Linked DNA regions of Homo sapiens: region 1 is linked to region 2. Evidence: chromatin contacts called from ENCODE Hi-C or POLR2A ChIA-PET data. All regions are on one chromosome and are shown on one strand. Each heading gives the region's core, a stretch centred on a gene start or an enhancer-like site at or near the end of the contact. The rest is flanking DNA. Distances are from core to core; before and after follow the strand shown. Region 1 overlaps CASS4 (Cas scaffold protein family member 4). Region 2 holds the start of FAM210B (family with sequence similarity 210 member B).

What was found. A loop is a pair of places that touch in the nucleus more often than their neighbours do. ChIA-PET counts read pairs that join two places held with the same protein, here RNA polymerase II (POLR2A). Pooled maps may share reads with other maps.
Region 1: a loop to region 2 is called in a pooled map, with 4 times the contacts of the local background. The contact joins the enhancer-like site here to the promoter of FAM210B in region 2. A Hi-C loop is called at or near these places in 5 of 50 pooled maps. POLR2A ChIA-PET finds 5 or more read pairs at or near these places in 2 of 52 experiments (AG04449 and AG04450).

Annotation. Positions count from the first base shown.
Region 1 is chr20:56,438,624-56,441,594 of GRCh38, reverse strand. All of the region lies in intron 2 of CASS4 (Cas scaffold protein family member 4), which reads right to left. Among named protein-coding and RNA genes, the nearest start is that of CASS4, 28 kb to the right of the region's middle. Within about 2 kb of position 1,719, at least 11 of the 41 ENCODE cell types and tissues checked have a DNase peak (open chromatin) inside an H3K27ac peak, as active enhancers do.
Region 2 is chr20:56,357,212-56,360,544 of GRCh38, reverse strand. FAM210B (family with sequence similarity 210 member B) reads right to left here and starts at 1,571. Exons shown (of 3, transcript NM_080821.3): 1 at 1,354-1,571. The coding sequence starts at 1,539. RefSeq lists a silencer at 1,295-1,894.

The DNA.
Region 1 (2,971 bases), core at 470-2,969, 81 kb before region 2:
TTCCTCTTGTCACCCAAGCTGGAGTGCAGTGGCGTGATCTCGGCTCACTGCAACTTCCACTTCCCGGGTTCAAGCGATTCTCCTGCCTCAGCCTTCTGAGTAGTTGGGACTACAGATGCATACCACCACACATGGCTAATTTTTGTGTTTTTAGTAGAGACAGGGTTTCACTATGTTGGCCAGGCTGGTCTCAAACTCCTGACCTCAGGTGATCCACCCGCCTTGGCCTCCCAAATTGCTGGGATTACAGGTGTGAGCCACCGCACCCAGCCAATAAATTAAAACAATGTTTAAGTAAATAGGCTGGGCACAGTAGCTCACGCCTGTAATCCCAGCACTTTGGGAGGCTGAGGTGGGCAGATCACCTGAGGTCAGGAGTTCGAGACCAGCCTGGCCAACATGGCGAAACCCTGTCACTACTAAAAAATACAAAAAAAATTTAGCCAGGCGTGGTGGTGGGAGCCTGTGTTCCCAGCTACTTGGGAGGCTGAGGCAGGAGAATCTCTTGAACCCAGGAGGCAGAGGTTGCAGTGAGCCGAGATCACGCCACTGCACTCCAGCCTGGGTGACAGAGCGAGATTCTGCCTCCAAAAAAAAAAAAAAAAATTTTTTTTTTTAAGTAAATAAATAGGAAGGGAGGGAAGGAAGGGAGCAAACTTGTAGGTAGGGCAGACATGGAGGGAACTTAAGGAAGGAAAACAAGGCAGGAAATTCCCCTGGGGGGTTTTACTGTGGCCACCTCAAGAACTCTGCTCAGTGGTTAAAGGGACCCCCCCTGAATTTCCTTGCGGTTTCTGTTGTTTGCCACAGCCTGCACAAGCAAGGCCTCAAATGGTTGATGCACTTAACATCAAGGACAAATCTCATTGCTAATGCCCTGATCATTTTTCAAAGTTAAGTTTCAATAGTAAACTCATCTTTCCTTTCACACGGATGTCAGTCTAGCAGTTGATAGTGGACTCCATGTTTTTGAAACCTTGTGTTGTGTTTGGTCAATTTCATTCATGCAACAGGTATTTACTAAGTACCTTGTAGGAGCCTGTCATTGTATTGAGTGGCATGAGCAGGGAGGAGGTGCCAGCCTTGCCAGCCTTTTCTGTGGATCAGAAAACTTAACTGATTGTGAAGTGGTCTTCGAGGGTCCTCTGGTCAACCAACAGAGGACAGCGCATCTGTTTTCCTTTCAGGGAGAGGAAGGAATTGCTATTGATTTTTTGTTTTTTCTTTTCATGGCTTTGGAAGAAATTCAAGTTAACTTCAGTTAATGTCACTTGTTGTTCTTAGAAGAAACCTCAGCAAAGCTCTGCTCCGAGTCAGCTGCTCAGACAGCAGCTGAGCATGCCAGGCCTAGATCGGGGCCAGTTGTTCCAGAAAAGAGAGTTAGTGTCCACCTCATTGACTGCTTCAGAAGGCGCCACCAGCTTCCTCCTGGTGTTTGTAGCGAGTGCCTGTGCTGGCAGCTGTTCTATGTAACAACTGTCTGGTTCTATGTCTTGTAGCCCAGGGAGTTAGAAAATGTAAAGTATTCAAAATCTTCTAAGGAATCAACACTTTCCTGTTTGAAGACAACCTTGGAAGCTGGTGTGGAGAAGGCCTGAATGGTGAGTAGCACATTCCTGGGGCCCCCACAGCACATGCCTCAGGGAGCTTGGCCTTTCCCTGCACACAGACCTTGCCAAGACCCTCTGCCAGAGCTGTGGCCGGGTGGGATGTGTCATGGGAGCTGAAAGCAAAGCATCTGATGGCAGGAAATGCCTGCAGTGACTGAGGCCTGTGCACATCTGCTCTACATCTCAACACCTCATGAAGGCCAGGGCTTTGAGGGAAATAGCGCATTCTTTTTCTCCTTCCTTACTTTAATTCTTTTCCTTATTAAAAAAAGTTTTCATTCTGCATTTGTTTTATTATTTTTTAAGACAGGGTCCCGGTCAGTCACCCAGGCTGGAGTGCAGGGGCGCCGTAGTAATAATAGCTCTCTGCAGCTTCAATCTCCTGGGCTCAAAGGGTCCTCCTTCCACAGCCTCCTGAGTAGCTGGGACTATAGGTGCCTGCCACCACGCCTGCCTAATTATTTTTTATTATTATTAGTAAAGATGAGGTCTCACTATGTTGCCCAGGCTAGTCTCAAACTCCTGGGCTCAAGCAATCCTCCTGCCTTGGCCTCCCAAACTGCTGGGATTACAGGAATGAGCCACCAAGCCTAGCCCATTCTACATTTAATGAATGCTCTTTTTCCTCTGTTTTTAAAAATTGATACTTTAGGCCAGGCATGGTGGCTCACACCTGTAATCCCAGCACTTTGGGAGGCTGAAGCAGGAGGATTGCTGGAGGCCATGAGTTTGAGGCTGCAGTGAACAGTGATTGCACCACTGCATTCCAGCCTGGGAGACAGAGCGAGACCCAGTCTCAAAAAAACAAAATAATTGATATTTTAAAAAGTTACAGATGTCATACATGTTCAATATGACATAAAAATCAACTTCCTAATTTGTTTGTTTGTCAGATATGTATTGAGCACCTACCCCAGGCCAGGCCTGGTCCCACGTGCTGAGGACACAGGAATGAATAAAATAAAGGCCCCAGCTTACTGCTCCCTTTCTCTTTAACCAGTTCCCCTTCCTTGGGGTAACTATGCCTGGAGCATGTTCTTCTCAGTCTCAGTGTGAGAGCACACATGCACATACACACTCACATACAGAATTCCTTTTTAGAGTTTTTTGTTTGTTTGTTTATTTTTGAGATGGAGTTTCACTCTTGGCGTCCAGGCTGGGGAGCAATGGTGCGATCTCAGCTCACTGCAACCTTCCCCTCCCAGGTTCAAGTGATTCTCCTGCCTCAGTCTCCCGAGTAGCTGGAATTACAGGTGCCTGCCACCATGCCCAGCTAATTTTTTGTATTTTAATAGAGACGGAGTTTCACTATGTTGGCCAGGCTGGTCTCGAACTCCTGACCTTGTGATCTGCCCGCCTCC
Region 2 (3,333 bases), core at 322-2,821:
AGGGAATTTGATCAAAGTCAACAACAAGTGAGTAGAGAGAGGAATCCAGGGAGTCTGAGGCCAACTCTTTGCCACTGTATACACACACACCGCTCCAGTGCCAGGGCCTGAGCTGGGGACAAGGTCAATGTGGCTGACAGGCAGGACAAGAGGCCATTCCAGATGAGTGCAGAGAAGACCCACAGCCATGGGGTGGAAGCAGGCCCAGTGGAGGCATCCGAGACCTCACAGGTCGTTAGAGAGGGCTTCCCGGAGGAAGGAACAGCTGGGCTGGGCCCTGAAGAATCATCAGGAGGCGGCACGGTGTGTGCAGAAGGTGCCACTCTGGAGAGGATCCCCAAGACCTGTGTGCCACCTGTCGGACTGGAGAAGGCAAGGAAGGAAGTTGATCTGGGCAGGAGGCATGATGAAAGCCTGGGTCCAATCCCCATCCGCTCCTTACTGAAAAGCTAGGAAACGGTCAGGAGATGTTCGCTGGGCCGGCGGCACTCCGCTGAGGCCTGCACCAGCTCATGGAGTTGTCTCCCAAACTCTTGCTGGGAAGGTGCTATTTTTGGCCCTCTAAAGGTCAGAAAACAAGCTCAAAAGCCTTCAGGACTCGGTCTGAGGTCACCGGGCGATGAATGGAGGGGCCCTGTCTGCACCCAGGCAAACAAAGAGGCTCCAGACTGCCAGGCCGGATGCGCTCCGGGCTGGACGCCGGCTCCGCGTGTCTGGGCTTGCCATTCCTGGACCGCCAGACTTCATTTACTACTATTTTTATTTAAAAAGACTCACTTGGAAGAAAGTGATAGATTTCTTGAAAGGAAAGCTGGTATGACTGCTCTGAAGGAAAACCAGTTTTCACTTAGCACCAATGGAAAGTGACGGAAATGAAACATAACAAACAGCACTGTGGGTTTCTTGCCCGCGGCTTCCCTGAGGACGCCTGCTCTTCCACTCAGAAGAAAAGGGAGGAGCAGCGAGCGTCGGGAGGTGTTCAAAACACAGCGAGACCCAGCCAGAAGGCCTGGACAACAACTCCGCAGGCAACGTGTGGAAGTTCAGACCAAGTCAGTCGGCTGCGCCCCAGCCTGGCTGAGGCTCTGCAGACCCGGGGCTCGGCCGAAGACTGCGCGACCTTGGGCAGAGCGCCACACCTTCCCGAGCCTCAGTTTCTCTGGCTGTCAACTAGGAGGATCGCTTCCTTGGCTTGCAGGGATTTGGGGTTTCGGGGACCCTGGAAGAGCTCGGTCCCGGGCAGCTACAAGTGCAAAGGCGTCCTTGGCGGAGGCGGCCGGACCCCGGCGCGGCCCTGCGGACGTCTGGGGACCTGGACACCGCCCGGGATCAGGGTCGGGGTGGGGTGCTTACCTGGTGGCCGCGGCAGTCCCCGCGCGCCGTGCGGAGCAGCCGGGCGTCTAGCCTGGGCGGGAGCAGGGCCAGGGCCAGGGGCGGCGGGGCGCAGGGGGCGGTGGCGCCCAGGAGCCAGGTGGCGCGAGGCCGGACCCGGGCGCCCACCCTGCCTGCCGGACCCAGCAACGCCAGCAACCCGGCCATGGTGCGCAGCTAGGCGCAGCACCCGCGCCGCTGACCCGGGAGGCGGGCGGAGGCCGGGGAGGGTGGGCGGAGCTGACCCGGCGAGGGCCCTCCCCGGCCCCGCCCGCCGGCTTCGCCGCCGCGCGCGCGCGCTGGGCGGGACTGAGGAGGCCTGTGCACATCCCCTTGGCTCACCCGCTAGCTCCGCTCCTCGGGAGCCGGAGTCCAGGGCTGGTGGGCGGGGCTGAAGGAGCGCGCCCCGCCTCCTCTCCGCCCACCAGCCCCGCCCCTTTGGGGGTGGGTGCAGGTCTTTTCAGGGTCTTGGGCTTTCTAACTGTGGTGTGTAGTTGGCGGGTTTCCTTATTCTGCGGGCACAAAGGTGGGCGTAGGGCCGTGGCTTATGAGCTTTTCTCCCTGCAGAAATGGGTGAAATCTGAAAAAAAATTATAGATATGTTTACGTGTTAGCTCCAAAGAAGAAAATAAATATGAGAATTGATATTAGTACATGTTTAATAAAAAGTCCTCTGACCCTCATAGATTGTTGGCGTGAATGTAAAGCGAAAGATGGTGTGGCAGTTTCTTGAAAAGTTAGACATACACTAACCATACAACCCAGCAACTCCACTCCTCGGTAGCTTCTCAAGAGAAACAAAGGCTCGACACTCAAAGACTAAAATGTGAAGACACCAATGTTTGTAGAGATCTTATAAATATTAGTCAACAATTAGGAATGCCCATAAACTGGGACGTACTGTGGCACAAGTCTTCAATGGGACGCAATGCAACAATTAAAGGGAACAGACTACTGATACATGCACAACATAAATGAATCTCAAAGCTCTTATGCCAATTGAAAAAATCTAGGCACAAAAGTCACACACTGGAGGATTCCAGCTACATGAAGTGCCCAGAATAGGCAAAATCACAGAGACCTAAAACAGATCCGTGGTGGCCTAGGGCTGGGAGTGGGAAATGAGATTGACTGCCAAGGAGTGGGAGGAACGTCTTGGGGTGAGGGAAGGATCCTAAACCCAGATTGTAGGGATGGTGACAGCTGTGTAACTAAAACTCGTGGGACTGTACACTTAACATGGATGAATTTTATGCTGTGTAAATTATACTTCAATAAAGATGTTCTGGCTGGGTGGAATGGCTCATGCCTATAATCCAAGCACGTTGGGAGGCTGAGGTGGGAGGATTACTTGAGCTCAGGAGTTCAAGACCAGCCTGAGCAACATAGCGAAACCCTGTCACTACAAAAATAAAAATAAATTAGCCTGGTGTGGTGGCATGCACCTGTAGTCCCAACTACTCGGGAGGCTGACGCAGAATTGCTTGAGCTCAGGAGGTCCAGGTTTCAGGGAGCCACGATGGTGCTACTGCACTCCAGCCTGGGTGACAGAGCGAGACCCTGTCTCTCTAGAAAAAGAAAAAGAAATATATTTTACAAAAGATGTAATATTCTATTAGTCAACTGCAATTCAACTCAACCAAGCTCTTACACAGGCACAGAAATGATATTAAACACATATGCATTAAAAAATATTTATTACATAAGATGGAGTTATAGCTGTGAAAGTAACAGGGTCTGTTGGAGGGAGGTCCTAAAGTGCCCCTGGATGGGAATCCTTCCATTTAAGTGTCTGCAAGAAGCTGGGGAAGAGTGCTTAAGGGTGCAGATTGTCTGTCAGGTTGGCCCTAGAAGTCCAGCTGTGTGATTTGGAAGTAGTGACTCAACTTCTCTGAGCCTTGGTCTTTTCATGTGTAAAATGAAGATAATAATAGTTTCCCCCATGAGATTGTTGAGATAATT